2 separate regions of the Homo sapiens genome follow, and region 1 is linked to region 2. Evidence: chromatin loops called from intact Hi-C (ENCODE). Cell type or tissue: GM12878. All regions are shown on one strand. Each heading gives the region's core, and the rest is flanking DNA. Links, peaks and the distances in the headings are about the cores only. Region 1 overlaps LOC124906274 (a long non-coding RNA gene). Region 2 overlaps GPR156 (G protein-coupled receptor 156).

Region 1 (15,380 bases), core at 6,776-10,775, 110 kb before region 2:
TGACGTGTTGGGAATAAGAAGAACTGATAATAATTTGAGTAAAAGGGGAAAAGTGAGAGAACTAGATAAGTTGTCACTGTTATAACTTATGAATAGAGACAGAGCTTGAAATCAAGTTCATTCAATAAATTCCCTTACCTTCTACTATTAGCTTAATTGTACTTTCACCTCTTCCATCTGGTGTGATGGCTGAGCACTTGTAGATAGCTTCATCCATGAAATCCACATTTCTTAGTAAAAGTGATAGAGTCCCCTCAGAAATTTCAGCCTGGTCCACAGATACTCTTCCCTCATACAAGGAATTTTGATCTTCTAGTTGCTCTGTGTTATTGTGAAACTGGTAAACCAACTTCGAGAAAACTTCAAAAAAATCAAGGTACTTGAAAAGGAGGTAATATTCTTTATTATCCTCTACCTCATATGCCTGTTTGATGTCTTCTCTTTCCCAAGAAAACTCAAGATTTTCAGTGCCCTTCACAAAGGAGAAATGACAGGAGAGGGTAACATCAGTGAATGGGTGGGCCCGCAGCTCCTCTGTAGACACCGAGAATGTCAAAGAAGAAATGAAGTTAATAAAGACCAATCAGCACTGCATCAGGTAAGATTTAATAAGCGATAAAAGAAATCACTCTAGCTATTTCATGCATAAGGGATTTAGTACAGAGAACTAGACACTTACAAAATCATTGGGAGGCTGAAGAAATGAGCCCAAAGAAGGGCATGGAAGGTGAGATGTGTAATATCTGTGTCTGTCCTCCCCCACATTATGCTAGGCTCAACAACACTGCAGTACTGGTCTTCTGGAAGAACAGTTGCCTCTGCCTTATCAAGAAGCTGGTGATGCAGGAAGTCATCACCACGGGTGTTGCTTCCATAGCCAATCTGCACCTGCTAGATTGCACTGGCCAATGAAAGAATGCGTCATGCACTATAACCTTTCTCCCCACTTCAATCAGTTGCCATTTAATTCTTGAGAAAATATATCTGATTGGCAGACTCTAAGTCATTCCCAGAACCCTAACTGCAAAGGAATCTTGGAAATATGTTTTACTCTCCAGTTTCAGCAATCCAGGAATGCACATCAGAAAGGCGGGAAAAGATGTTCAGTAAGTAAGTCTATTCTACCTGCCACAAATATCTACCAATCTGGGCAGAGCTATCCATAGCAGGACCTGAGGGCTATAGGGAATATAGCCATGCACTATGTATATTCATAGAATAATGACATGGAATAGAATGCTGATGTGTTATATTTGCAAGAAAGCTTACAGATCCTCTGATTCAATGTTTTTGAACTATTTTCCCCAAAGCCCACCTCATAGGTTGCCACTGATGACCAGGTGAAGAGCAAGTCAGTGAGATCTCCACTCCCTTAACACTTCAATCAGAACAATCCCTCCCTAATTTACTTTATAAATTAGGCTTCCAAATTGAATTCTTCTGTAAAATGTCTCTGCTACTAAAAGACAAAACTGATTCCCAGGAAGCACAATTGCTTAAGATCACAAAGTAAGATACTAGTACCACTGCAAAAAGAAACGAGACCTCTCAGAATTTAAAAAGAACCATTAGGGTCATGGTTACCAAACTTTCGAACATAAAAGACTAATTAAATTCTCAGCTTGAGTAAGAGAGAATAATGAGACTTAAACATTATGAAAATATGGACTCCAGTAGGAAGGCATTTTTTTTCCTTCTAGAGACACTATGCAGGTAACAAACAAGCAGTGGAAAGGCAGAAGAGTTGGTCAGTGTGAGCCTAAATAAGACTACTATTTGATATTTCATCTCACCTCATTATATCAAATAAGGTGAGATGAAATAGAAGGCAAAATAGGTTATGCACCAAGACCAAATTCAAATGGTAACTTAGTAGACAAGGAAGCTTCCAAGCCATCAGCCAAGCAAAGAACAGCCTAAGAGACATGTAATAGAGAACATTCCAGATGAATGACAGATACAATCTGCTCATTCCAGTAGTGATAATCACGTGGCTGTTGATGGGGGTGCCCAGATATTTGGTCAGACATTATTCTGAATGTGTCTATGAGGGTGTTTCTGGATAAGATTAACATTTGAGTGGACAGACTGAGTAAAACAGATTGTCTTCCCTAATGTAGGTGCCCTCATCTAATCAGTTGAAGTTCTAAATAGAACAAAAAAGCCAACCTTCCTTCAAGTAAGAGGGAACTCCTGCTTTTACTGCTTGAGCAGTCTTTTCCTGCCTTCAGACTCAGACTAGAACTATACCATAGACTGTTCTGCACCTCCAGCTCGCTGACTGCAGATCTTGGGACTTCTCAACCTCCACAAGCACAGCTGCATGACCCAATTTCTTCAAAAAAAAAATCAGGCTCTCTCTCCCTCTCTCTCTACCCCCCCGCCAACCCCCTCTCTCTCTCTTTTCCAGTTTGTTCTGTTTCTCTGGAGAACTCTGACCATATCTGGTAACATTTATCAAGTATTTACAATGTTCTAAACATATTCTAGGAGCTTTTCTGGCATTAATTCATTTAATCTGATACTAACACTGAGGCAGGTAATTATCCCCAATTTACTACTGAGAAAACCAAGGCACAGTGGGTGAAGTAAGTTACTCAAGGATACACAGCTAGTGAGCAGTAGAGCTGTCATTCAATGCTAGGCAGTCTGACTCCAAAGCTCTCCAACTGAAATGTGCTCTTTTGTCTCCTAATAGTAGGCACTGGTTCGAAGTTTGATGAATGAATCAGTGACTAATTAAATGAATTAATGACTACAAGACAGGCTGGAAAGGAGGCAAAGAGAAATAACTTGCATAACCTTTAGAAGGATTGATTTGCAAGTAAAAACCTGAAGTGCTTTCTTGCTCAAATTATTTTTCTGAAGTGGTTATCACCAAAAAGCAGTGTTTTATAATTTTTGTGGGACTTTATTTTTGTAAAATCCTGGTCTGACGAATTGTAAATCCAAGTTCTAGTTCTAAGTACCCCCTTACTAATCATTTGGCATCAGGAAAGGCACTTAATCTCTCTGAGTTATAGCTTCCTTGTGTATAATTAGAATTATAACACCTGTCCGAGGTTTTAATGAAATACCATGGGATCTTACAGACTGTTTTTATATGACATGGCTCGGTCATTTTCCAGAAGGACAGGAGTAAAGTAGATGAGTGGACACTTTAGTAAGCTGTTCCCCCACCCCAATGTCTCTCACAAGAATATGTAGTTTACCCATGAGTGGTCCTTGATTCTACCTTCTCCAGTTGTACTCAGGAGTTCTTGCTACAGTTGTACCCTTTCTGGCCCAAGGGAAGGGGTCTCAAACTCAGGGATCCAAAGGCTCTAGCCAATGCATCATGAAACACAACTTCCTGCTGATGTAACTAGTATAAAGGACAATTTCTAACTGATATGTCTGCAGATGGCCCTGCTTGAATCTGAGTAACTCCTTTGTCTATTTCAATCTGTGTTATTTCTAAACCATGTGTCTTTAGCTTCCCAAGCCTTAAGAGGCCGAGGCAAAAGCTCAGAAAAAGGTTAATAATGTGGGAAAACACTTAGAAAAATGTAGAAAGATACTGTCTAACGCATCTGCCATGGTACCTAGCACATAGTATTAAGTTCTTAATATTGCTACAAAATGTGAGATTAGAATCAACAGATCATTCTCTTTCTTGCCTACATACATACCTATTCCTTTATTTGGTTGAGTTTTTCCTAACTATGAGTGGATTACCACCTTACTTTTCTTACTGCTCTCCTCTACCCGCACACACACACACACCCCCCAACACCCAGCCCCCCCGCCCTCCTCCCCACCACACACACACACACACACACACACACACACACACAGAATAATCAAACATCAAGAGAAAAGAGCCAGCAAATGTAACCTGGGTTGACCAGGCCTTGTACTAACTCCTGAGTTGAACTCTGGAGCCTGAGGATGCCTTCAAGCTGCTGCCACCTTTAAGGGACTGACAGAACTGCTGCAGGTCTCTGGAAGATGGCATAAGCCTGAAGACTATAAATGTGTTTGATCACTTTATGGAGTAGTTATACAGCCAGATTTGGGATACACAGTGTTTTTTTAAAAAACTTTTGCTTATGGACTTTTGGTTAGCTGAATCATATTAACATTTCCAACATCTGTATATTGTTTGTCACCAAGAGAGTTGAAGATTTGAGTACAAAAAGACTTACATAAACCCTTTGTTGACTGCCCATCCAGATTTTTCAGGACAGACCTGATTTCAAATATTTTGGATGCTACACTATAAATTGGCACTTGTCAGAGTCACTTGAAAGTGGGTGTCTAGTATTGTTTTGTTTGGTTTGGTTGGGAGGTTCACACTATAGATACGACTGAGATTAGTCATTCAGATATGGCTTCAAATGGACAAACCAAATTGGGGGGGGTGGGGTGGAAGTTTTTCTCATTTAAAAAAAGAAAGCAGAATAAACAATAATGATTTATAATATGTGTCTGTTATTTTCTCCCATCTGCTCTTAACCATTTCCTATGAAGTAAATATAGATTTTTAAAATAAATACAATTTTTCCTGTAAAAAATAAATTTGTTATTTTCATATAACAAATGAAAAGAATGAGATTCAGAGAGATTATGTCGTTTATCTCCAAACAAATGTTTTCCTCACTATCCCCAAAGCTATTTCATAAATGCCCACAAAGTTTTTTGAAAAATGACTCACCTGCACTGTGAAGAAGTATGTTAACAGTCACCAAAAAGAAGGACATTTTGTAAGGAACAAAATGAAAGGCAGAAAATTTGGTTCAGCCAAGAAAGTGTGGGGCAGCATAACCATGGAACCACCTGCTGCTGGGACCCAGGATGGCCCTCACAGACACCCCCTTTAGATTCCATGCCCACCAGTGCACCTTTAGTAGACAGGCTTCCAGCACCTCAGTACCCCATGTGGGAATGTCTACTGAGTCAAGTTCACACAGCCTAATCTTGTGCATGTTTGTTTGTTTTGCTGTACGAACCAGGAGCTCTCTTTCTATAATATGAAAATCTGCCTCTCTAACTGAGTCACAGTTGAAGTCATTTGGATCTGAAGTCAGCCCTGAAGATATATGAGGGACAAAAGACAGTTTCCTATGCTTCCCAAGCCATGTTCACTGGCCTTTCTGGATGTTGCTGGTGCAAGTCTAAAGTGGAAGACATTTAACTAGTAGATATACAAGTGTATCTTCGAAGTCATGGTGCAATGCTTCCCAAATGGAGAAAAATAACCAAGAGACAGTACTAAATGAGTCTGCCCAGCCAGGGCCATAGTTTAATAGGAATGGCATTAACAAGCTCAGGATAGCTTTGGAAGCGGTAGAAGAAAGGAATTAGCAACTCTCAGCCCTTTCAAGAAACTCTGACACAAATGCACATCTACATATAGGTAAAGCCACTGATTCTCACAGAATCCAGCCTCCCTCTCTGGCCTCATCTCTCACTATTCCCCCGCACTTTACGTCCCACCTACCATCCCAAAGTTGTGGTGCTGTCCAAATCCTCTGTGCCTGGCACATCCCTTATCACCACTGCCTTCATCCACTCCCCAACTACTCACTTACTCAAAACTCTGCCCAAGGCTGGGCTCCGTGGCTCGTGCCTGTAATCCCAGCATTTTGGAAGGCTGAAGCAGGCAGATTACTTGAGGCCAGGAATCTGAGATCAGCCTGGCCAACATAGCAAAACCCCGTCTCTAATAAAAATACAAAAAATTAGCTGGGCCCTGGTGGTGCATGCCTGTAATCCCAGCTACTCGGGTGGCTGAAGCATGAAAATCGCTTGAACCCGGTAGGCAGAGGTTGCAGTAAGCCGAGATCGCGCCACTGCACTCCAGCACGGGTGACACAGTGAGACCCTGTCTCAAAACAAAACAAAACAAAACAAAACAAAAAAACAACTCTGCCCAAGTAGCACTTCTCAAGCCCTCCCGCACCCATATGCAGTTCATCATTCCTTCTTCTTTATTTTGAACATACTTTTATTGCTGCATGAATCACACTGCATGACAATTATTTCTTTACTTGTTCTTTGGCCCCTCACTATTTCCAAGAAAACAAAGGTAACATAATCGTACTCTCTCAGCATATGTTCGTTTCTCCTCTTCTTCCTGTTATCTATTTAAGATTTTTAAAAAATCTGCTACAGTCCATCGAGTCTATCTATGATACATCATAATAATAGCAACTTTACATCAAATGTTTACAAATGCCAAATCTAATCTATAAAATGAGCCTATAAAGTAGGTACTACTATTATCTTCATTTTATAAGTGAGAAACAAAGGCAGAAGGAAAATAAATAATTCATCCAGGTTACACAGAGACAAGACTCTCACTCTGTAGGTTAGCTGAAGCCTGTACATTCCACCTAAACTCTGACCTGACAAACCTCTGCTATGTCACCCGCACACCATGGGAAGCCACATCACCCAGGGCATCTACCAAAACAGGACGCTCATGGGCTGATGAAGCAGCTGACTTTCAGAATATTATAGGAACTCTCTTTCTAGAGCCTATTAGACGCTGAAAAATATGTGCTCTGTGGGTTGAACCGTAACAGATACAGAAATCTTCAGAAGAAAAGAAGGACAAACGAGTAGCCATTCCAGCCAATGACCAAATAAAGCATTTCTGCGTTCAGTGGGACAAGTAGTAAGATTCTTTGCCAAGTCTATATACTCTATGAATCTGATTAGTGATTGACATCATCTTCTGATTTAGAAAATATCTCTTCATGGTACATGTAGTAAAATATTTTAAAGACATATCTAAAATAATATAAATTTTAAAAGATAATACGGCAGATAGCAGCTACTAGAGCTATAGGTCTTTTTTTTTTTTTTTTTTTTTTGAGACAGAGTCTTGCTCTGTTGCCCAGGCTGGAGTGCAATGACGCAATTGCGGCTCACTGCAACCTCCATCTCCAGGGTTCAAGAGATTCTTCTGCCTTGGCCTTCCCAGTAGCTGGGATTACAGGTGTATGCCACCACGCCCAGCTAATTTTTGTAATTTTTAGTAGAGATGTGGTTTCCCCATGTTGCCCAAGCTGGTCTTGAACTCCTGGCTCAAGTGATCTGCCCGCCTCAGCCTCCCAAAGTGCTGGGGTTATAGGCATGAACCACCACGCCCAGCCTATCATTAATAGAGACAGAGACTATAGTCAAATGTCATGGGAAAAAAAAATTGTAGAAATATAATGTCTTTTCAATTCAGTAAAACTTTATTACTATTTCTAAGATATAGAAGCTTTTCAGCCGGGCGCAGTGACTCACGCCTGTAATCCCAACACTTCAGGAGGTCAAGGTGGGTGGATCACCTGAGGTCAGAGGTTTGAGACCAGCCTGGCCAACACGGTGAAACCCTGTCTCTACTAAAAATACAAAAAATTAGCTGGGCGTGGTGGTGCATGCCTGTAATCCCAGCTACTCAGGAGGCTGAGGCAGAAGAATCACTTGAACCCAGGAGGTAGAGGTTGCAGTGAGCCAAGATCGTGCCATTGCACTCCCGCCTGGGCAATAAGAGCAAAACTCTGTCTCAAAAACAAACAAACAAACAAACAAACAAACAAAAAAACAAGCCATGCATGGTGGCTTATGCCTGTAATCCCAGCACTTTGGGAGTTTCAGGCAGGTGGATCACGAGGTCAAGAGATTGAGACCATCCTGGCCAACATGGTGAAACCTCATCTCTACTAAAAATACAAAAATTAGCTGGGAGTGGTGGCGTGCGCCTGTAGTCCCAGCTACTTGGGAAGCTGAGGCAGGAGAATCGCTTGAATCAGGGAGGCAGAGGTTGCAGTAAGCCAAGATCGTGCCACTGCACTCCAGCCTGGTGACAGAGTGAGACTCTGTCTAAAAAAAAAAAAAAAAAAAAAAAAATTTTTCATCATTCTGAAAGACATAAATCCTAAAGCCTTTCTAATTCCCCCACCCCAGTCAGTTATGATCTTTGCTCCTCAGCACTTGCACTACATTTTCTATTGTTACATGACACTCTCATTTAATAAAGCTTACTTTTATTTATCCTAATAGTAGCAGTTTCACTGTAAATAACTTTTTGAAAAAATAGAAAAGAATAAAGAACATTAAAATCCCTTTTAATTCATCACCCAGACAGCCACTACTACCATTTTAGAGTATTCCAGTTTTTTACATGTGTACTTTTTCAGAAAACTCAATTTGTATATACAGTTTAGTGACTAGTTTAATTTTTTCCTCATGACACTATTTTGTGAGTATTTCTCCTTCATTAAATATTCTTATAGCCTGGTCTACTTTGTCTTGCAGTTATTTATATGCCTATCTAATCAGCCCTGCTAGACTATAAGTTCCCTAAGCGCATGGCTAGGTCCTCTTTGTCTTTCATATATCCATCATGGTGTTCTACAAGTTGTAGGCACCCAATAAGTATTTGTTGAATTAACTGAATTGAATTGAATTTGGTGTAAGATTCTTACAAAGTTTCACTTTATAACAGGAACAAGAGGCCGGGTGTGGTGGCTCACACCTGTAATCACAGCACTTTGGGAGGCCGAGGCGGATGGATCACCTGAGGTCAGGAGTTTGAGACCAGCCTGGCCAACAAGGTGAAACCCCATCTCTACTAAAAATACAAAAAATTAGCCAGGCATGCATCGTGGCGGGCTCCTGTAATCCCAGCTACTCGGGAGGCTGAGGCAGGAGAATTGCTTGAACCTGGGAGGTGGAGGTTGCAGTGAGCCCAGATTGCACCACTGCACTCCAGCCTGGGCAACAAGAGTTAAACTCCATCTGAAAAAAAAACAAACAAAACAAAAACCAGGAACAAGAAAAAAGAAAAACAACAAAGACAGAAAAAAAAATCATATACTACTAAAGACAAGTATAAACTATCCCAAAACAGAAAATTCTAGCAGTGCACACAGATTTTGCATTGTACCCTTTTCACCTCTGGTTTGTAGAAAAACAATGAGAACTCTAATGAACCAGCTCTAGGTGGCAACAAAGTGTAAAGGGAATGTAGATACCTCAACACTTCAGTTACATTGTCAGTCATTTGACTCTCCAGTTTACAAACACAGTCAACAATTTCTCCCCAATAAATTGTCTCTTTATCAAAAGAGCTTACTTGTATTACAGCTGGTTCCTCTGATCCACCAGGTGAGAAGCAAGTGAGGTGGAGTCAGCATGTCTTTGAAGGGACACTTGTTGATGTCCCCAGGGAAAGTGCTTGGTGATACTGTTATTACCAAACTGTTGCTATAAAAGCTCAGCAAAGAGCTCCATGAGACTTAATATTTCAATGGCTGTATTTGTTAGCTAAAAAAAGTGTTTGCAAGGTATTATGGGAGAAGAGTGGAACAAAAGGAACTCCATAATTTTTCAATGTTGGGGAATTATTCTGCACCTATTTTTTCAAAGTAACATATTTGAAGAATAATTAAATAACATGGGAATAATGCTCACTATACAACTTTTGGTAAAAAAATTAAAATAGAAAACTTAATATACATATACATATATGTATGATTTCAACTTTGTGGGAAGAAATATGTACACATAGGAAAAGAAAGAAATACGCCAAAATGTAAACCATAGTTGTTTCTGGATGGCGAGAGTGTGTGTGATTTCAGTTGTTTTCCTTTCATATCTCTGAATTTTCTAAAGTGACCTTTTACATTTACATTAAAATAAATACTTTGTAACTGAAAAAATTAAGAAATGAAGAGACTGACTTTATACACATAATGTGGTACAGTGAGCGACAGTACAGGAAGGAGAGAGTGAGATTTGTTCTTTACTCTCTACTTCTTAGGGATAAGCATGGTTTGTATCTCCTGTTTGAAGCCTTTTCCATTACCCTGGAGGCTCAAGTTCAGCAGTGGCCAATTCTTTATTAGGGAACCCTTCTCTCTCCAACCCCACAGCACATGGGTTACATCTGGGTCTGAGCTGGGTTGACCTAGTCCTGACACTCAGCACAGTCTAGGTAAATGATAGAGAAGGGTTTGAAGGAACGCTTCCCTTGGTAAAGAGACTTATTACAACAGGGTAAATAAGAAGAAGACAAGAATAGGAGGCCTGTTGCTGGGAATGGGTGCCAGAGGCAGCTTCTCCCTAAGTTCCTCACCCCATCAGACTATGAATGAAGCAGTTAGTTCCTGGTTTTGCATCTCCAGGTCCTCTCAGTTTCTCAAATCACTTTTAGTGGCTGAGTGAAGGAAACAACTATGCAGTTTCAAAATAAAGCTATATCCATTAACACAACGTATTGAAGAATTTTTGTTTTGGATTTGTTGTTTAGCCCTGGTTTTGTTTTGGTTTTCTCAAGAAAACAACTGGAATATAACGGAATGAAATAATTATGACCAGTTTGTGTCACTTCTCGAATTCATACTATGGGGGCTGAGGCTTGACTTACATTTGACTTTCACCTGAAGCAGAGGAGGAATATCTTGATGCTAGCACAGTATTGAGAAACCATGAGGAATACTTTGTACTCAGATATAAGACTATTTCTACAGGTGCCACAATCCACAGACTCTCCCAAGCCTTGCAGTCTTCGTGAAAAGACTGCAAGGCTAATAAAGAACACAAGTTAAGGAAATGGGATCTGGAGCTTCCAGTGAGGGCAGAATCAGAGGTGATCTCCTACCTAGTATTCATACCTCTTTCTCCAAGGCCTAGACACACCTATCATTTCAAAGTCTACTACTCTTCCTCTGTGCTGTATCTTAACAGTACACCTTAGATTTTTGGGGGCAAAGTTAAAATTTTAAATATTTTCTCCCATAATTATCTAAAGCATATCAATATTTGTCTATTCTAACCATCAGCACTAAGCATGCCAACCAAACCAGACCCCTTACCATTTCCCAAATATATGCTATAATTTTCTCCTTTTTGCTATGCTTTGTAAGAAATATTTTCTTTTTTCCTTCAATTTTGTATATTTCATCCCAGCTCTATCCAAATCCCATTGTCCTCTGAAAGCTATCCTAACTGTGGTAGCCTAAATGGTCTTTTTCCTCTGAACTTTGATAGCTTTTGGTTATGTTTCTGTATGAGTTACCAAATGTTATTTTATATTTTAGTTACTTTGGGTTCATGTTTTTAAAAATAACTTTATTGATATATACTTCATATATTTTCCTATCATACAATTTACTTACTTAAAGTGTACAGTTCAATGATTTTTTAGTAGTATATTCATAGTTGTACAACCATCACCACAATGAATTTTAGAACAATTTCATCCTGCCAAAAAGAAACCCTGTACTCATTAGCAACCACTGCCCATTCTCCCTTCCCTCTAGCTCTCGGCAACCACTAATCTACTTTCTGTCTCTAAAGATTTGCCTATTTTGGAGGATTTCATATAAATAGAATCATACAGTAGGTGTTCTTTTATGACTGGTTTCTTTCACTTATGTGTCAGAATAATGTTTCCAAGATTCATCCATGTTGTAACATGTATCAGCACTTCATTTCTTTTTGTTGCTGAATAATGTTCTATTGTATGTAAATACCACATTTTATTTATCCTTCATCAGTTGGTAGAGATTTGGTTTGATTCTATTTTTTGACTATGATGAAAAATGCTGTTATGAACACTCATGTGTAAGTTTTTGTGACGACGTATGTTTTCATTTCTGTTGGGTATATACCTGGGAGTAGAACTGCTGGATCATATGGTAACTATTTTTTTTAACCTTTTGAAGAACAGCCAGACTATTTTCCAAAGTGGCTGCACCACTTTTTCATCCCCAGTATTGGTCTATAAGGGTTCCAATTTCTCTACATCTGCACCATCACTTACTAGCTGTCTTTTATATTTTAGCCATCTTAGTGGGTATGAGTAGTAGCTCACTGTGATTTTAATTTGTATTTCCCTGATGGCTAATGATGTTGATCACCTTTTCATGTGTTTATCAGTGATTTTTATATCTTTTTTGGAGAAATGTCTACTCAGATCTTTTGCCCTTTTTAACTTGGATTTCTTTATAGGTTCATGTTTAATCTCTGTTACCAGACAGTAAATCTCTTGAAGGCAGTGATTGTATTTGAACAAAATCATGAACATTTTACTATGTTGTTATCCAGCACACCATAAATATGTGACTTGGCAAGTTAGTTAATTTTCCCACATCTCGGTTTTCTTGTCTGAAGAATGATGATAATAATATGTACCTTATAGAAGGGATGTGAGGATTAAATAAAAATAATCCCTAGACAGAGCCCCTAGGACAGTGCCTGGCACTTATAAAATAACCAATAAACATTACCTATTATTCTTACTAGTTTTTATACCTTGCAATATATAGTACAGTTTCTTACACACAGTAGGTACTCAATGTCTATCTGTGAATGAATTAGGGATTAAAATTATTTTAGCTCATTTATAGTTGTAGTTATGACTAGCTATCTATGAAAAGGTCAAACAAGCCAATATGGAACCAACATAAGCTGAGCAAGTGGATAAAATTTAAAAGATAGTCACTTCAACTCCCAAAACAATCAATAAGGAAAACACCGCACCGGGTCTAAGATAAACCCCTAAATGGAGTGAATTCAACGGGAGTAGCCATGAAGATGCTTTTATAGCTCTAACAAATGCTTAGTCAAAGACTCCAAAGATATCCAAAGATGTCATTATTTGAATCTTCAAAATAAAAGGGACTAAACTTCGATAAAGAAGCCCGGAGACATATTTCAGGAGACATTTTAATCTATCAATTCTACAGCAATAGCAAACTGTGGCAGAGGAAGAACTGCTGAAAATCAAACTGCTAGACCTTATATCACAAAACTGGCTGAAGACTTACTCTTGGTCCCTATAAATATAGAAGCCAACTCCTCCTCAGGATCGATTGAAAGACTATAGCTCCTTCTACTTTCAATGCTGCCCTAAACATAGAGTAACCGGTTTTTGAGATTTGGACAATTGGCAGGGAGATGGCAGAACTTTAAACCATCCTAGGCCAATATGGATAAACCAGACTGAGAGGGATTTAGCAGTGGAAATAAATCAAAACCTTGCATGCTAGCCTAAGCAACTGGCCTTCATCTGATAAGCAATGAGGAAACATGGGGTAAAGGCAGGAGGAAAAGAGATGGGTTGAAATCATGAAAGCAGTGCTTTAGAAAGGACAGTCTGAATCAGAGGTGGCTAAAATAAAGGTAGGAGTGGGTTTAGCAGGCATGAGGTCCTGATATACCTTGAAGACAAAAAAGACAATAAGCATAAATCTTGGGCAAGAGAGGTCAGACCAACCTCCCAAATCCTAATCCCTAAGACACAGAATGGCCCAGAGCAGAGGACCATGGTTTATGTAGGAAATTGTGCAATCATGAGTAAAGACTGTTCTCAACTTTGTTTTTCTACCCTGATCATGATATAACAAGTGGCAGAGAGCAATAGTTATAACATTAACTACTATTACAGCTAATAATAATAATTGCCACTACTTACAGAGTATTGACTTTGTGCTAGGTACTATGCTAAGCACTTTAGATTTTCACCTTACAATGACCCTATGGAACAGATAATATATTTTATAATACAGATGATGAAATCAAGCCTTACAGAAATTAAGTAACAAAATCAAGATTAAGTAAGAGAAATCTGATTTCCAGAGGTGGGTTTTGAAACCTGTATCTGATAAAAACCAAAGCCCACTCTTTTAACTGCATCAGTATGCTGCCTCCTAACTAGAATGGTTTATGAAAGGATTCTCTACTTAGATTATTTCTTGTTTTTTCTGCAGTCAGTAGGTCAATAGGGCCTATTTAAGTAAGGTATGTCAAAAACTATTCATGCATTTATTGCGTTCACTCACTATTTGCTGCCTACGATGTCTTGGGGGATACCATGGTAAACAGATGCAGTTCCTGCCTTCAGGAAGCCTAGAAAGGGTAGCTGAAGGAGGAGGAGAATTCATTTGGTCTCCTAAATGTCCAATACTATTCCAGTCAAGAGACTTATCTTGAAATGTATTCAATTGGCCAAGCCTGACATAATGGTGAAGTTCTGATAAGTGGACAAACAGGCCATGTACTTTCCCAGTTCCCTGTAACCCATGTTCCTTTCCCTATGTAACATATTCTGTTGTCTCCTCTGTCCTTTACCTTCTCCAGTGCCTCCACTCCCCTCTCAGGCATCTCTTTCAGCTAGCCACAGATGAACCCCATCACTGTGGGGGTTCACAAGCCACCACAGCTCTTTTACCTCCCAGAAAGTTTTCAGTATTCTCCAGGCTGACTGGAGGGTTTCAAGGGCCACTGTAAGATTGGGGGATGCTGCTTCATTTAAACCCATCTGGCTGCAGTGAAAAGAGATACATCCACGTTAGCTAAGATAGAGAAGGGTTATTATACTGGGCAGTAAGAAGATGCTCACATTTAATCCAGCTGTTAACAAGTTGGCCTCAGTGAAGCTGCACCTGGTGCGTTACTCTGGATATGAGGCAGTCCTAGATTTCAGCAGCAATATTTTATGAATCTTCACACTTATGTTTCACAATTGACAAAAAATTAGCGACATTCCCCATGTCTGCTTCTTTCTGATTCAACTGTAATTTCTTTCTGATCTGCCACCAACTGGAATTTCCCTCTGGGTTCTTTGGATTAAATTCCTGGGCGAGTGAGAAAAAAAAATAATCTCTGCTTCTGTTTGGGCAGTGCCTTATAAGTGACAGGCCACCAGGCAGTCTGTTGATGGGCTTACCTTGGTCAGATGTCCACTATGGCTCCGATCAACATAGGTTCTAAAGTGACGTCATATGATACAAGGACAGCACCCCAAATTATGTTTGGTTCAGGTGCCTCTGCTCCAGTTTTGTGTATGAAGCCCACAAAACCCCCAATCCTTAAGACAAGTGCCGTATAATTCCAACAATCACAATATTTCAAAGTACCATCAATGGATAGATGCCACTTGTAATACTGACACTATTTGGAAGATCTTATTGCTTTGAATCATTTAAAACAAAAAACAAAAAAAACTAAGCTCAAGAGAGCAGTGTAGTGTAGTGGAAAGAACATAGACTTTGGAGCCACACAGCCCTAAGGCTGAATTTCTAATTAGCCTTTCACTCTCTGTGATAGCAGACTTTACTCATCATTTTTGAGCTTGAGTTCCCTCATTTCTAAAATGCGGATAAACATTCTTATTTATAAATGTGGCGATAAGTAGAATTACATTTTTTAAGGTTTGTGATAAAAGGTGTTTGATAAATAAAAATTCCTTTTCAACTAAAACTTAATATTTACAAATATATTCAGTGTTTCAAAAGATATAGAGTACCTGTACCTACTGTGGAGCAGGCACTGTTAGGGGATGGGTATATAATAATAAGACAGTTCTTTTCAAGGACTTTACAATTTACTCTAAT
Region 2 (16,977 bases), core at 7,079-11,078:
GTGAGATAGGGCATCCTTGTCTTGTGCCAGTTTTCAAGGGAATGCTTCCAACTTTTGCCCATTCAGTATGATACTGGCTGTGGGACTGTCATAGATGGCTCTTATTATTTTGAAGTATGTTCCTTCAATACCTAGTTTATTGAGAGCTTTTAACATGAAGGGATGTTGAATTTTATCGAAGGCCTTTTCTGGGCCTATTGAGATAATCATGTGGTTTTTGTCTTTTATTCTGTTTATGTGATGAATCACATTTATTGATTTGCATATGTTGAACCAAACTTGAATCTCAGGGATGAAGCCAACTTGATCGTAGTGGATACGCTTTTTGATGTGCTGCTGGATTTGGTTTGCCAGTATTTTATTGAGGATTTTTGCCTCAATGTTCATCAAGGATATTGGCCTGAAATTTTCTTTTTTTGTTGTTGTATCTCTGCCAGGTTTGGTATGAGGATGATACTGGCCTCAAGAATGAGTTAGGGAGAAGTCCTTCCTTTTCAATTTTTTGGAAAAGTTTCAGTAGAAATGGTACCAGCTTTTCTTTGTACCGCTGGTAGAATTCAGCTGTGAATCTGTCTGATCTTGGGCTTTTTTTGGTTGTTAGGCTATTTGTTACTGCCTCAATTTCAGAACGTGTCATTGGTGTATTCAGGGATTCAATTTCTTTCTGCTTCAGTCTTGAGAAGGTGTATGTGTCCAGGAATTTATCCATTTCTTCTAGATTCTCTAGTTTATGTGCATACAGGTGTGTGTAGTATTCTCTGATGGTTGTTTGTATTTCTGTGGGATCAGTGATGATATCCCACTTAACATTTCTGATTGTGTCTGTTTGATTCTTCTCTCTTTTGTTCTTTATTAGTCTAGTTAGTTGCCTATCTTTTTATTAATTTTAAATAAAACAGCTCCTGGATTCATTGATTTTTTTGAAAGGTTTTTTGTGTCTATATTTTCATTTCAACTCTGATCTGATCTTGGTTATGTCTTGTCTTCTTCTAGCTTTGAAATTTGTTTGCTTTTGGTTCTGTCATTCTTTTAGTTGTGATATTAGGTTGTTAACTTGAGATCTTTCTAGCTTTTTGATGTGGGCATTTAGTGCTATAAATTTTCCTCTTAACACTGCTTCAGCTGCACCCCAGAGATTCTGGTATGTTGTCTCTTTGTTCTCATTAGTTTCAAGGAATTTCTTGATTTCTGCCTTAATTTTGTTATTTACCCAGGAGTCATTCAGGAGCAGGTTGTTCAATTTCCATGTAGTTGTGTGGTTTTGAGTGAATTTCTTAATCTTGAGTTCTAATTTGATTGTGCTGTGGTCAGAAAGACTGTTATGATTTCAATACTTTTGCCTTTGCTGAAAAAGTGCCATGTGGTGATGAGAAGAATGTATATTCTGTTGTTTTTGGGTGGAGAGTTCTGTAGATATCTATCAGGTCCTCTTGATCCAGAGCTTAGTTCAGGTCCTGAATATCTTTGTTAATTTTCTGTCTCAGTGATATGTCTAATATTTTCAGTGGAGTGTCAAAGTATTTCACTATTATTGTGTGGGAGTCTAAGTCTCTTTGTAGGTCTCTAAGAACTTGCTTTATGAATCTGGGTGCTCCTGTATTGGGTGCATATATATTTAGGATAGTTAGCTCTGCTTGTTGAATTGAACGCTTTACCATTATGGAATGCCCTTCTTTGTCTTTTTTTTATCTTTGTTGGTGTAAAGTGTGTTTTGTCAGAAACTAGGACTGCAACCCTTGCTTTTTTCTGTTTTCCATTTGCTTCATAAATTTTTCTCCATTCCCTTATTTTGAGCCTATGTGTGTCTTTGCACTTGAGGTGGGTGTCTTGAAGACAGCATACTGATGGCCCTTGGCTGTTTATCCAGCTTGCCATTCTGTGACTTTTAATTGGGGGCATTTAGCCCATTTATATTTAAGGTTAGTATTGTTATGTATGAATTTGATCCTGTCATCATGATGCTAGCTGGTTATTTTGCTGACTTGTTTTTGTGGTTGCTTCATAGTGTCACTGGTCTGTGTACTTTAGTATGTTTTTGTAGTAGCTGGTAACAGTTTTTCCTTTCCATATTTAGTGCTTCCTTCAGGAGTGCTTGCAGGGCAGCCTGGTTGTGACAAATTCCCTCAGCATTTGCTTGTCTGAAAAGGATCTTATTTCTCCTTCACTTATGAAGCTTAGTTTGGCCCGATGTGAAATTCTGGATTGGAAATATTTTTCTTTAAGAATGTTGAATATTGGTTTCCAGTCTCTTCTGGCTTGTAGAGTTTCTGCTGAGGAGTCCACTGTTTTCTGTTGGGCTTCCCTTTGTAGGTGACCTGGACTTTCTCTCTGGCTACCCTTAGCATTTTTTTTTTCATTTTCACCTTGGAGAATCTGATGATTATGTATCTTGGAGTTGATCTTCTTGTGGAGTATCTTACTGGGGTTCTCGGCATTTCCTGAATTTGAACTTTGGCCCATCTTGCTAGCTTGGAGAAGTTTTCCTGTATGCTATCCTGATGCATGTTTTCCAACTCAGTTCCATTCTGCCCCTCTCTTTCAGGTACCCCAGTCAAGTCATAGGTTTGGTCTCTTTACATAATCTCATATTTCTCTGAGGTTTTGTTCATTCCTTCTCTTTTTATTTGTTTCTGTATTCTTGTCTGCCTGTCTATATGCAGAAAGATAGTGTTCAAGCTCTGAAATTCTTTCCACTGCTTGGTCCATCCTATGGATACTTGTGATTGCATTGTGAAGTTCTTGTGTATTACAAGAACTTTATTTTTTTATCTTTATCCAGTCTACCATTGATGGGCATTTAGGTTGATTCTATGTCTTTGTTATTGTGAATAATGCTGTAATGAACATACTAGAATGATTCATGTTTATTTGGGTAAATGTGTGTTGATTTCGTATCCTGCAGTTTTATTGAATTTATCAGTTCTAATCATTTTTCTTGTGGAGTCTTTAGGTTTTTCCAAATATAAGATCATATTGTCTGCAAACAATGATCATTTGAGTTATTCCTTTTCAATTTGGATGCTTTTTATATCTTTCTCTTATCTAATTGCTCTAGCTAGGACTTCCAGTAGTATGTTGAATAACAGTGATGGCAGTGGGCATCCTTGTTGTGTTCCAGATTTTAGAGGAAAGGCTTTGTCCTTCCCCTATGCCCCAGGTAGGTCCAGGAGTCAAGGACTAGAGTCCAAAACCTTAGAAGTCTACCTGGTATTCTATTATACTGTGGCTGAGCTGGCCCTCAGACCACAAGACACAGTCCTTCCCACTCTTCTCTCCCCTTTCCAAAGGCAGAGGAACTGCCTTTAGTAGAGACAGGGTTTCGCCATGTTGGCCACTGCCAACCCAGCCCATGAGGAGGACTGCCAGACTACTGCTGATGTTCCCTTAAGGCCCAAGTTCTCTTAAATCAGCTTGTCCTGAATGTTACCTAGCCTGAGACTCACCCTTCAGGACAGTGGGCTCCCCTCTGGCCCAGGGAAGGTCCAGAAATGCTGCCCAAGGGTCAAGTCCTGTAATCAGGGACTCCAAGAGCCCTCTTGGTATTCTAACCCCCTGTATCTGTGGTGGTACCTAAGGTGCAAGACAAAGTCCCTTTTACATTTCCTTCTGCTTTTATCAAGCAGAAGTTTTGTCCTGCAGCCACCACAGCTGGTAATGTACTGAGTTCTACCTGAAGCCAGGAAGTCTCAGAGGCTCACCCAAGGCCCTCAACATAGTCCCTGGTTATTGCTGCTGGTTATTCAGAACCAAGGGCTCTTCACTTAGCAGGTGATAAATGCCGGCAGGGCTGGGTCCTTTCCTTCAATGCAGTGGGTTCCCTCTGGCCCAGGGTGTGTCTAGTAATGTCACCTGGTTTCTAGGGCCTAGAATGGAGGCCTCATGACTCTGACCAGTGCCCTATCCTGCTGTGGCTGCGCTGGTATCCTAGACGCAAGACAATGGTCTCCCCACTTCTCCCTCTCCTATTCTCAAGTGGAAGGAAGGGGTCTCTTTTGGAGCTGTAAGCTGTGTAGCCTGGGGTAAGGGGAGGGGTGATGCCAATACTCTCTTGGCTGCCCCAGCTGGTGTCTCAGTAGGTTGCATGCACTCCCAGTCTGCTGTCTCTGGGCCTAGTTCAGCACCAGGACTCACCTAAGAGTTGCAGTCCTTATGGCCTAGACTGCTTTTGAAGTTTACTTGGAGACAAAGAGCACTGTGGCCTTCACTGGTGAGGTTTACAGGCACTCAAGTTTAGACCACTGGGATTGGTGATTCTTCTCTGGCTAGGGCTGTTTTAAATCCTCCCTCCGTTTGCACATTTCAGCTGAGTTTGATCTAGTTTGCCTTTCTGCTCTGATTTCTGGTTCTTATGAAGGTGTTTTTTTCTGTGTAGACAGCTGTTAACTTGGTGTCCTTGCAGAGGGAATGATCAGTGGAGCCTTCTATTTCGCCATCTTGATCCGCCGCCATATATCATTCTTATCAATCATTTTCTGTTTATGCACCTGAAAATACACTGGTATACAAAATTAAGATCCTTACTTTCACAGAATTTGTGTTCTAATGGGGGAAGTCAATAATCGGTGGACACCAATACATATATAAATTAAATAACACATTAAAAGGTGTTGAGGACATGCTGGGCATGGTGGCTCATACTTGTAATCCCAGCACTTTGGGGGGCCGAGGCGGGTGCATCACTTGAGATCAGGAGTTTGAGACAAGCCTGGCCAACATGGTGAAACCCTGTCTCTACTAAAAATACAAAAATTAGCTGGGTATGGTGGCAGGTGCCTGTAATTCCAGCTACTAGGGAGGCTGAGGCAGGGGAATCGCTTGAAGCTGGGAGGCAGAGGTTGCAGTGAGCTGAGATCCTGCCACTACACTCCAGCCTGGACAACAGAGTGAGACTCTGTCTCAAAAAAAAAAAATAAATAAAAATAAAAGCTGTTGAGGACAATGGAGGAAAAGGCAGATCAGAGAAAGAACATTTACAAAAGCCAGAGGGAGTGTGAAGCAATTTTAAATGAGGTCAGATTTTTGGATAATTTCTATTGCTATGTTTTTAAGTTAACCAATGTTTCTTTTTGCAATGTCTGATCTGTTACATTTTTATTTCAGATATTATATTGTTATCTCTAGAAGTTCTATTTAGATCTCCTTTTTATCTTTCAATTCTCTCCTCATTTTGTTCATATTTTGCTTTATATCCTAGAGCATATTTATAATAGTTGTTTTAAGGTTCTTGTGTGATAGTTATATCATTTCTGTTATTTCTGTGTCTGATATTATTTATCTATTTTTTAAAACTTTATGGGTATAGGTCATATTTTTTCATTTCTTTGAATGCCTGGTGATTATTTTGAATTTTACATTGTTGAGCACTGGATGTTGTTATATTCCTTTTAAGAGCATTGAGTTGTGTTCTGGAATGCAGTTGAGTTTTTACAGATCACTTTGATCCATTTGAGACTTTCCTTTAGGGTATATCCAGAGTAACATCTAGTTTAGAGTTAATTTGTTTTTACTACTAAGATGTGGCTTTTCTGAGGATTTTATCCAATGTCCTGTGTATTTTGGGGTCTCTCCACACTGGCTGATGGAAACACAGGGTAGTCTCAGCCCTGTGTGAGCTCCAGGAATTACTCAGCTATTGCCTATCAGTGTTTTTTTCTTCAACTCCAAGTAGTTTCTTCCAGCTCATATCCAAATCATACTTAGGAGAAGACTGGGGGGGATCCTCTGCAGATTTCCAAAGTGCTCTCCCCACTCTCTGTATCTCCCTCTTCTTCATTACTCTGTCCCACAAATTCTAACCACCTCAACATCCTTAAATTCCAATCCATTCCCCCTTACCTCAGGTAGAATTCTAGGTTCTGATTGGTTTTCCCTCCACGTGCTGTGACCTGGAAATGACCTCCAGGCAGTATCTCTTAGGAAGCCCAGTTGTGTGGCATCTGTTGTACAATGCCTGAAAATGATTCTTTCATGTGTTTTGTCTGGTTTTCAACTTGTTCACAGAAAAAAGCAATTTGCACAGCAGTTAATTCTTCACAGACAGAAGCAGAAGTTCTACCAACTGCAAAACAACCAAAACAACTTGTTAAAAGACAGTATTTGTATGACTGGTCATAAATTACGTATAGAAGAATAGAGATTTTGTGAGAAAGATATGGGCCTGTACAGAGGGGTGAACTTGCAAATGACCATCTTGCTTGGGGATAGTGTCTGTTTTCCTGATCCTAATCACTGGGAAGGATTCTGTAATCTCTGTCAAATAAATTGCAAACACTACCACACATGGCCTTGGGTCTACTACTGTCTATGACATAAACAGTTTCTCCCTAGAGACTTAGTTGTGAGGGTACAGGGGGAAGGTAGCTTTTGGAGGGGCCTGGAAGACCCTTCCCTTTGTGCCTTCGATTCTGTATATATCTTGTGGTCAGAAGTCTTACCATTACCCTCTCTGATAACTCCCCACCCACTTTCCCAATCACTAAACACTTTTTGAAACCATTCAACTCTTTCCTTTCAATGATTGAGCCCTTCATTGTTTCATCAGCTCCTCTTGTGTGAATCTCTCTGAATGTGTGCCAAGTTTGCAGTTTAATGCCTGTCCCATGTAGGAGCCCAATATCACGGTATATAAAGTTTCTACACTGGATATCCATGGACTGAAGAGGGGCCTAGCATTCAGGGTTCCAAGCCAGTGAGTTTAGCTTATCCAAGGGTACCTCTAGAATGTGCTCAGAAATTTATTCCAAGTCAGAGTTGCATCCCCCAGGACTTTAGGCTCAGATGGACAACCCCATCATATTTACAGAATCCCTCAAAGATAATTTAAGTTTAAGATTGTCAGCCCACCTGGGGTGCACAGTGTTGACCAGGGTTTCTTAACCTTAGCACTGTTGACATTTGGGGCCAGATAATTCTTTGTTGTTCAGACCATCCTGTGAATTATAGTATGTTTAGCAGCATCCTTGGCATCTACCTACTAGATGTGAATAGCATCCTTCTCTTAATTTTGACAACCACAGATGTCTCCAGAATTGCCAAATGTCCCCTAAAGGTGCAAAATTGCATAGTTGAGAACTACTGGTAAAGAGGCACTATGGCATGCCAAGCTCTAGGGAGCCCACAGAAGTGCACCTCTGGGAACTAAAGCTGAAGAAACCCAAGAGGCCCCTTGGTATCTTCTTGGAAGAAGTTAGTCCAGAGTGTCTGCACCATGTGGAGTGTATACTGGGATGACATTGACCTTGGAATGTAAACTCCTGGGATTCTTGCCTCTGCAGATTTGGAGCAGGGTTTTCTTCTTCTCTGCTTTTCAGTTTACTTATTTGAAAATGAGGAATGGTGTTTACATCACAAAACACTGTAGTGAGGACAAAATGAGGTTTTATGTATATATACACCCATACATATACATATACACTTCTTCCAAATGATATAATAATATATAAACATTGAATGAATAATGGTTCAAATATAAGTGTACTTATTTGCCACTATGATTAAAAGGGCAATATAGGAAAAATACATTTTCTTCTAATCCATCATGTTGTAATAATCCTCCCTGTGGTTGCAGTATGGTTCTGTGCTAGAAGGCACAATAGGAAATCTCTAACTTTAAAAAAAAAGAAAAGAAAAAATATCTTTCTAGCAATTAAAATCTCAACTAAATTAGAATGCAAATAGGTTTTTATATTTGCTTCTTAATTTTGCATTCAATAATCTGACTAGAATATGCAATAATTTAAATGCCTTGATGGGAGATAGTGGCTTTTAGTTCTCTTGGGATTTCATTGTAATAAACCTGGTAAATAATTCAGGAACATATGAGAGGCCAATGAATGGTCAGCACCTGGTGCTATATTATTTGTGCCTAAGCACACAGACTCCAAAGATGGCACTCTCCACCTGTCACTGTTGTTCTGGCTTAAACATGGGCCCTGTGTTCAGTGGCTATTGAGATAATAGTAATGGATATTTTTGCCTTGTCCAATTTTCCTCCACAATCAAAGAAAACTGTGCTAAGCTGTTTAAAAAATACAAAGCAGAAGTGGCAGCCTCTTTTAGATTACCACTGGTAAAATTTCAAATCTATTTTCTCTATTAAGGGATTGATTGTTTTAAAGAATTAGGGATATGGCTATCTTTTCTACTGGTGCTAATTTGAGCCTTTTTGCCTTTCTGTCTTTGTTCCACAAGGCTGAGCTTCTCTTTAGATCACATTATTCATATTGCAAGGATCTTCTGAGAGAAATAACACCATCCTCTGGCCAGCCACTCACTCTGCAGGAGTTCCTAGAGCTCCCCAGTTTCTTTCCCTATTGCCTGAGTAGTCTATCTCACGCCTGTTAGTCTCACAGTTTAAATACAAACACACAAAGACTCTTGCAGGCAGCTTGGGTACCTTTCTTTGACCCCAGCCGACTGGACATAGAGAACAAGAGCTAGAGAGAACAAGAGCTAGAGTGACCGACAGATCATGTGTGGAGACAGCATGGGGCACCTGAGCCCAGCACCATCCAGGATCAGACAGAACTTAAGCCATGAGCTGCCTAGAAAGATCTTGGGAGGGCACTGGGTTTCCCAGTATGGAAAAAAGAAAAATGTGGCTCACAAGTCTAAGCTAAGGTCTTTACAGTACTGGGCCATAAACAGGATCTGAAAAGAAACTGCAGAAAATGTTAGATATGCTTTATCTTTGTTTTAAAAATATTATTTACTATAATGGCTTAAAATATGTTGATTTAAATATATGATATTTGATACCTTTGTAATATATATAATAAAGTGTATAATAAAATATAACTATATAATTAAAATAGATGATATTTTAAAACCTCTCTAATAAACCATTTACGTGTGTGTGTGTGTGTGTGTGTGTGTGTGTGTGTGTGTGTGTGTGTATACATGCCTTTGTTTAACAGGTTTAATTGCTTTCCTTTCTTCAGGAACCAGAGTGAGGGTACTCGAACAGTGACTGCCATCTGGTGGTTAACCAGAATCATCACCTTGTGTAGCCTGATGGTTACTAAGATGTCCACTCTTGACTCACATGGCATGCACTCGCAGCAGGGGACCAGTTGAAGGATGTCTGACTTTGGAGGGTCACCAGTTGAAGGATGTCTGATGAAGGAGCCTAGCGAAATAACCCTTTGCTTCTACCTGAATGGGTTGTTCACTCTGGATTCTGAGCCTGCAGCCAGCTCCAAAATGGGGCCTCTGAAGAAAAGATTTGAGTTGCTCTTGTGTCTTAGTCAAAGATCTACATCCCTACCAGTGGGTAACCAAGACTGTGAATAAGCACACACCAACAGGGGCATGTGGTGACATGGAGCCTGAAATAAACTGCTCTGAATTGTGTGACAGTTTTCCTGGCCAGGAGCTGGATCGGAGACCCCTTCATGATCTCTGCAAGACAACAATTGTAAGTGAGCAGCCACAGGATGCCAGGGCTGCTCAGATGTATGTGGTGGTGGTGGTGTTGGGGAGGAGGAGGTGGAGGGAAAGGGGGATGAGGAAGGGGAGGAGTGGGAGGAGAAACTGCTCATGCAGGATACATATTTCCCAGCACTTGGTGACGATGGGGCAGTTTGTTTTTGACCTATAGAAGATCCTTCATTCCTAACAGCTCCTCCTTATTCTGTCCTCAGACATCTTCCCACCACAGCAGTAAGACCATCTCTTCATTATCTCCTGTCCTCTTGGGTATTGTTTGGACTTTTCTCAGCTGTGGACTTCTGCTGATACTTTTCTTTCTTGCCTTTACAATTCACTGCAGGAAGAACAGGTAAGCAGCCCAGTTTCTCATCACACATAGCTCAATCATGAAATCCCAAATGTTAGTATCTTTTGGCAGCACAAGCCACTATCTGGTCTCCCACTACAGGATTAAACCACATGAGACATTCCCTCTGAAATAGTCTACCTGTTGAGAAGGGGAAAGATCTAGGTCGGTATTGTGCTAACTACTGCAAGGGTATCCAAAGAAGAGAATGAAGAGTCTCTCTCTATAATGGAGGTACAATCCTTCTGAGAAGATGAGGTATCTGTATTTAAAATGAAGACCATGTAGAGGATTCCAAAACAACACAAAAACTTGAGGACAGCACAGCAGAACCAGTCTGGGTGAGTTAGGGTTTCTGCAAAAGCAGTGAAGCACTGCTACCTGGCTATTTGCTAGATAATTCTGGCTGACTAGAAAGTCATCAGCTTATCAGGGTAAGTATGGCTCCCAGGATTCGCAAAAGAAGCAAAATGGTGACTTTTTTCTGAAGGGACTTATAGCACCTTGCCTTGGATGCAATTTCATCCTTCCTCAGGGCCCATCCCATCTCTCCCACCCCCACACTGTACCCTCATCCTACCACAGCCGTCCCAGGGTGCCTCATGAGAAGCCCTGCTCCAGCCCTCTCCTTAGCCCACAGCTGACTTCTAGATGGAGCCCACAATCAGAAATTAACAACTTCCTCAAACCAGCCAAACTCGTCCAGCCCCACTCCAGCCTTACCCTGTGTGGTGACCAAGCATGTCGTGCTCCATTGCCTGTGGATTTGACACTCAGATGAGAATTGGTCAGTTGCATTTTGGGATGCTGTTTTGCCATGTTAGGCATGGAGGACGTGGAATTGTTAAGCAGCAGTGATTGGTTGTTGGGTCAGCCTCAGCATGGTGGTGATACGTGGCACTCCAACTAGAGTATACCCCAGAGACTGCCTCAGCCACTTTTCATTCTGTTCCTCAAGCACACTACGCTGACTCCCATCTCAAGGCTTTTGTACTTACTGTTCCTGTACTGTTCCCTCTGCCTGGAAGTCCTCCTCAGATATTCCCATGACTAGTTCCTTCTCATCTTATAGGTCTTGGCTCCAGTGTCACCTCTTCAGAGACACCTTCCCTGATCATCCTATCTAAAGTAGTATCCCTACCCATGATCACCCCCTCATCTCATTCCATATCCTATCAGCCTGTTTTATGTTCCTTATAGCAAGCATAGTCTGCTATTACCATATTTGTTGATTTACCTGTTGATTGTCTGTATCCCCTACCAGAATGGAATTCTGTGAACACAGGGACTTTGCCTGTCCTCTTGTGCCCACCACTGTGTCTCCAGCATTTAGAACAGACTCTGGGATATAATAGGTGCTCAGTAAATATGCATCCAGTGATCCTGGGAGGAAAGAGATTTAAATCCCAACGGTGGCTGCTGCCAACAAAGTGACTGGGAAAATCATGCATTTCAAGGTTAGAGAACTATGGAGTACAGTCTTTTCAGCTGTAACATGTTTCTATAATGCAAAGTAATACTCAATTGGTATTACCCAGTTGGTAATAAGAAAATTATGTCATTGATTCATATGTTACTTTTCCCCCAGCAAATCAATAATTTAAACATTCAGGGGCAAGCTTTCTCACAGCTAGTAAAGGAAGCTTTAAGCTTGGCAGTTCCTTCCCTTGGTGCAAGTAGTGTCTGGCTTAATGGCTTAAGAACTTGTGTCTTCCCTACAAGATGAGGCTGTAGGAGTAGATGAAGAAGTGGAGAAGACATTTGCCTTATGTTTAAAAACTTCAGTTGATTGTTAAAGAAAGCACAGATCCAGAGCAGATTTTTAATTTTTTGACAATGTTATCTACTGGAGATGAATGCCCCTGAGGACCTGTGTCTTGAGATTTAAGACTGTAGAAGTTGACTTTGATCCTGGGTACAAATGCTAGTGGACATTTACTGGGTGGTAGTGTTTTAGTTGGAATAATTAATATTTTATTAATACTCTTGTTACAAAGTTAACTGTTTTGAGTGTTATGACCCCATCCTATTTTCCCCACAGTCTATTATTTTTACATATAATTTTGCAGAATACAAGGTTTATCAAGTATTTATATATCCTGTTAAAACAGGAACACCTGTAAACAGCATTATACTAGAAACCCTTATATTTCTTTCACTCTATTAAATATTTTGCTGCCTGTTTTGTTTGCAGTGGGAGCATGACTTGGCATAAAGAATAAAATATTAAGAGGTATTGTGAATAAAAACACATTTTACAATTAAGTGGCTTACAAGGTCAGACAAGGAAAGATAAAATAACCCAGTTTCAAAAGTGTTTTATTGAACAATACATTTGTTAAAAGATGCAGCATCACAATCAGATGCTTTATTTCGTTACAATTCTGTGGTCTCTAAATTTGGGACTGTGTGTGTGAGTATTCATGTGTGTGTATATGCAAGAAAGGAGAGGAAGAAAAATATTTTAACACAATAAAAATAATACAAAAATGTTTAAATCCAGTTGCAGATATTGAATTTTTATAAAAATTTCAAAAACCAGTAAAGATAAAGAAAACTTGAACACTATCAACCAACTTGACCCAATTGACATTTATATTACCTTTCACCCAACAACAGCAGAATACATATTCTTTTGAAGTACACATGGAACATTTACCAAGATATATCATATTCTGGGCCATAGAAAAAGTCTCATTAAATTTAAAAGGGTTCAAGCCGGGTGCAGTGGCTCATGCCTGTGATCCCAGCACTTTGGGAAGCTGAGGCGGATAGATCACCAGAGGTCAGCAGTTTGAGACCAGCCTGGCCAACATGGTGAAAACCCATCTCTACTAAAAATACAAAAATTAGATGGGTGTGGTGGCATGCACCTGTAGTCCCAGCTACTTGGGAGGCTGAGGCAGGAGAACCCGGGAGGCAGAGGTTGCAGTGAGCTGAGATCATGCCACTGCACTCCAGCCTGGGTAACAGAGCAAGACTCTGTCTCAAAAAAAAAAAAAATTAAAGGATTCAAGTCATATAAACTATGTTTTCTGACAATGAAATTAAAATGGAAATCAATAACAGAAAGATCTCTGGAAAATCCTGAAATATTTAGAAACTACATAGAACACTTTAATCCATGGTCAAAAAAGAAATCAAAAGGAAAACTAGAAAATATTGACCAGAATTAAAATGAAAATACAACCTAGATTTGTTGGATGCCACTAAAGCAGTATTAGGGGGAAATCTAGAGAACTAAACCCCATATTAGAAAAGAAGAAATGTCTCAAATCCATGACCTCATCTTCCACCTTACAAACAGAAAAAAAGAGCAAATGAGACCCAAAGTAAGTAGAAGAAAGGAAATAATAAAGATCAGGTTAGAAAATAAAATAGGAAACAGAAAACAATAGGAAAAAAAAGTCAGTAAAGCCAAAAGCTATGAAGATAAGTAAAACTGATCAACCTCTAGCCAAAGTGATCAGAAAAAAAAGAAATAAGATACAATTACCCAAATAAGGAATGGGAGAGGTGACATCACTATAGATTCTGTAGATATGACGGATAAGGTAATGTTGTAAACAACTATGGTAGATAGCCTCTAAGATGTTCTTCGATGATTCCCACCTCCTTGTAGTCACACTCCTATGAAGTCCTCTCTCCTTGAGTATGAGGTGAACTTACTAACTTGCTTTTTAGTGAGATGTCGCTTTTGGCATTAGTTCACAAAAACTGTGGCTTCCACCTTAGAGCTCTCTCATTGTCCCACTAACTCCCACTCTGTGGGAGGCCAGCTGTTGTGTTATAAGCTGTCCTGTAAAGAGGCCCCCATTGGCAAGGAACTGATGTTTCCAGCCTGCAGCCAGCAAGTACCTGGGGCTTGCTAACAGCCATGTCAGTGAACTTTGAAACAGGTGACACCTTGACTGTATTGTTGTGACACCTTGACTGTATTCTTATGTGAAAACCTGAGCCACAGGCACCCAACTAAGCTGTGACTTAGAAATATTACCAGTTCAACTTCAAACTCTTCTAAAAAAACTGAAAATAAAGAAGTAATTCCCAACTCATTCTATGAGGGCAGTATTACCCTGATTTCAAAATTGAATAGGAAAAAGAAGAAGGAGAAGGAGAAGAAGGAGAAGGAGAAGGAAGAGGAGGAGGAGAAGGAGAAGGAGGAGGAGGAGGAGGAGGAGAAGAAGGAGAAGGAGAAGAAGAAGAAGAAGAGGAAGAGGAAGAGGAGGAAGAAGAAGAAGAAGAAGGGAGGAGGAAAGCTATAGGCTAATATGTCCTATAAACATAGATTCAAAATTTTAAACAAAATTTTAACAAATTGAGTATCACCAAATGTTAAAAAGAGAATACATCATTGTGACAACGTGAGGTTTATCCCTGGAATGTAAGCTTTGTTTAATATCTAAAGATTGATCAATAACTCATGACATTTACCAACTAAAAAAGAAAACTATATGATCATCTCAGTAGATACAGAAAAATTTTTGACAAACTTCAACATCAATTTCTGATAAAGTCTCAACAAACAGCATAGAACAGAACTTCCTCCCCATTGCGCAGCACAGCTGCTGTGGCAGATTGTGGCCAGACTGCTTCTTTAAGTGGGACCCCGATCCATCCCCCCTCACTGGGCAGGACCTCCTTGTGAGAATTTCAGCAACTCCAGCCAGGGTTTTATGGACAGAACTCTGATCTCTCTGGGACAGAGCCCCTCAGGGGAAGGGTGGCCACAGTCTCTGTGGTTCAGCCAACTTAGCCTTTCCTGCCTGCTGGCTCTGGAGAGTCTGGGCAGTCTGGACAAAAGGGGATCCCCCCAGTGCAGTGCACCCAGTCCCCCAAGGGGCAGCCAGACTGCTTCTTGAGGCAGGTCCCTGATCCCATTCCTCCTGACTGGGTGAGAACTCCCAAAGGGATCCCCAGACACCTCTTACAGGAGTGTTTGGGCCAGCGTCAGTTTGGAGCAGGCAGCCATCTTTGCTGTTTTGCACCCTTTGCTGGTGATAGTGATACCTCCAGGTGCAGAAGGGACCCAGGTGATTAGGGTCTGGGGTGGACCACTAGCAAACCACAGCAGCCCTGCAGAAGAGGAGCCTGACTGTTAAAAGAAAAACAAAGCAGCAACAACAACATAAACAAAAAAGATCCCCAAAAAAACCCATTGAAAGGTCAGCAACCTCAAAGACTGAAGGTAGATAAGCCCACAAAGATAAGAAAGAATCAATGCAAAAATGCTGAAAACTCAAAAAGCCAGAGTGCCTCTTCTCCAAATGATTGTAATACCTCTCCAGCAAGGGCACAGAACTGGGCTGAGACTGAGATGGCTGAATTGACAGAAGTAGCCTTCAGAATGAGGGTAATAACGAACTTTGCTGAGCTAAAGGAACATGTTCTAACCCAATGCAAAGAAGCTAAGAATCATGATAAAACATTACAGGAGCTGATAACCAGAATAGCCAGTTTAGAGAGGAACATAAAACACCTAATGGAGCTGAGAATCACAACGTGAGAACGTCACAATCCAATCACTAGTGTCTATAGCTGAGTAGACCAAGCAGCAGAAAGAATCTCAGAGCTTGAAAACTGTCTTTCTGAAATAAGACAGGCAGACAAGAATAGAGAAAAAAGAATGAAAACAAACAAAACCTCCAAGAAATATGGGATTACGTAAAAAGACCAAACCTACAACTGATTGGAGTACCTGAAAGAGATGGGGAGAATGGAACCAAATTGGAAAACATACTTCATAATGTCATCCAGGAGAACCTCGCCAATCTAGCAAGACAGGCCAACATTCAAATTCAGGAAATGTGGAGAACCCCAGTAAGATACTCCACAAGAAGATCAACCCCAAAACACATAATCATCAGATTACCCAAGGTCAAAATGAAAGAAAAAATGTTAAGGGCAGCCAGAGAGAAAGGCCAGGTCATCTACAAAGGGAAGCCCATCAGACTAACAGTGGACCTCTCAGCAGAAATCCTAGAAGCCAAAGAAACTGGAGGCCAATATTCAACAATTTTTTTATTTTTTGTTTTTTTGAGACTGAGTCTCGCTCTGTCACCCAGGCTGGAGTGCAGTGGCGCGATCTCAGCTCACTGCAAGCTCCGCCTCCCGGGTTCACGCCATTCTCCTGCCTCAGCCTCCCGAATAGCTGGGACTACAGGCGCCCGCCACCGCGCCCAGCTAATTTTTTGTATTTTTAGTAGAGACGGGGTTTCACTGTGTTAGCTAGGATGGTCTCGATCTCCTGACCTCGTGATCTGCCCACCTCGGCCTCCCAAAGTGCTGGGATTACAGGCGTGAGCCACTGCGCCCGGCCTCAACATTCTTAAAGAAAAGAATTTCCAACCCAGAATTTCATATCAGGCCAAATTAAGCTTCATAAGTGAAGAAGAAATAAGATCCTTTTCAGACAAGCAAATGCTGAGGGAATTGTTACAACCAGGACTGCCCTGCAAGTGCTCCTGCAGGAAGCACTAAATATGGAAAGAAAAAACTTACCAGCCACCACAAAAACACACTGAAGTACACAGACCAGTGACACTATGAAGGAACCACATAAGCAAGTTGGCAAAATAAACAGCTAGCGTCATGATGACAGGATCAAATTCACACATAACAACACTAACCTTAAATGTAAATGGGCTAAATGCCCCCATTAAAAGACAGAGAATGGCAAGCTGGCCAAAGAGCAAAGACCCGTCAGCATCAGCAAACACCCAGATGCTGTCTTCCAGAGACCCATCTCAAGTGCAGAGACACACATAGGTTCAAAATAAAGGAATGGAGGAAAATTTACCAAGCAAACGGAAAACAGAAAAAAGCAAGGGTTGCAGTCCTAGTTTCTGACAAAACAGACTTTAAACCAACAAAGATAAAATAGACAAGGGCATTCCATAATGGTAAAAGGCTCAATTCAACAAGTAGCGCTAAGTATCCTAAATACATATGCACCTAATATGGGAACAACCAGACTCATAAAGCAAGTTCTTAGAGCCCTACAAAGAGACTTAGACTCCCACACAATAATAGTGAAAGACTTTAACACTCCACTGACAATATTAGACAGATCATTGAGACAGAAAATTAACAAAGATATTCAGGACCTGAACTAAACTCTAGATTGAATGGACCTGATAGTTATCTACAGAACTCTCCACCCAAAAACAACAGAATATACATTCTTTTCATAGCCACATGGC

Evidence for each region. Peaks named below come from ENCODE experiments on the same cell type or tissue, not always from the same donor. Only the 100,000 strongest peaks of a DNase experiment are listed, where the experiment ranks them.
Region 1: it touches region 2 in a loop (8-fold over the local background); 32 of 110 quality-filtered maps call a loop at or near these places.

Annotation. Positions count from the first base shown.
Region 1 is chr3:120,351,614-120,366,993 of GRCh38, reverse strand. It overlaps LOC124906274 (a long non-coding RNA gene), which reads left to right. Exons shown (of 4, transcript XR_007096033.1): 3 at 451-598; 4 at 774-4,463. It also overlaps the pseudogene BTNL12P. Among named protein-coding and RNA genes, the nearest start is that of LRRC58, 10 kb to the right of the region's middle. RefSeq lists an enhancer at 1-129. In GM12878, for the core only: a CTCF peak has its summit at 8,976 (motif pointing right); no DNase peak of the experiment used is centred there.
Region 2 is chr3:120,236,441-120,253,417 of GRCh38, reverse strand. GPR156 (G protein-coupled receptor 156) reads left to right here. Exons shown (of 10, transcript NM_153002.3): 2 at 8,940-9,415; 3 at 9,642-9,778. The coding sequence starts at 9,320. Among named protein-coding and RNA genes, the nearest start is that of GPR156, 40 kb to the left of the region's middle. RefSeq lists an enhancer at 9,507-10,706. In GM12878, for the core only: a CTCF peak has its summit at 8,978 (motif pointing left); a DNase peak (open chromatin) is centred at 8,987.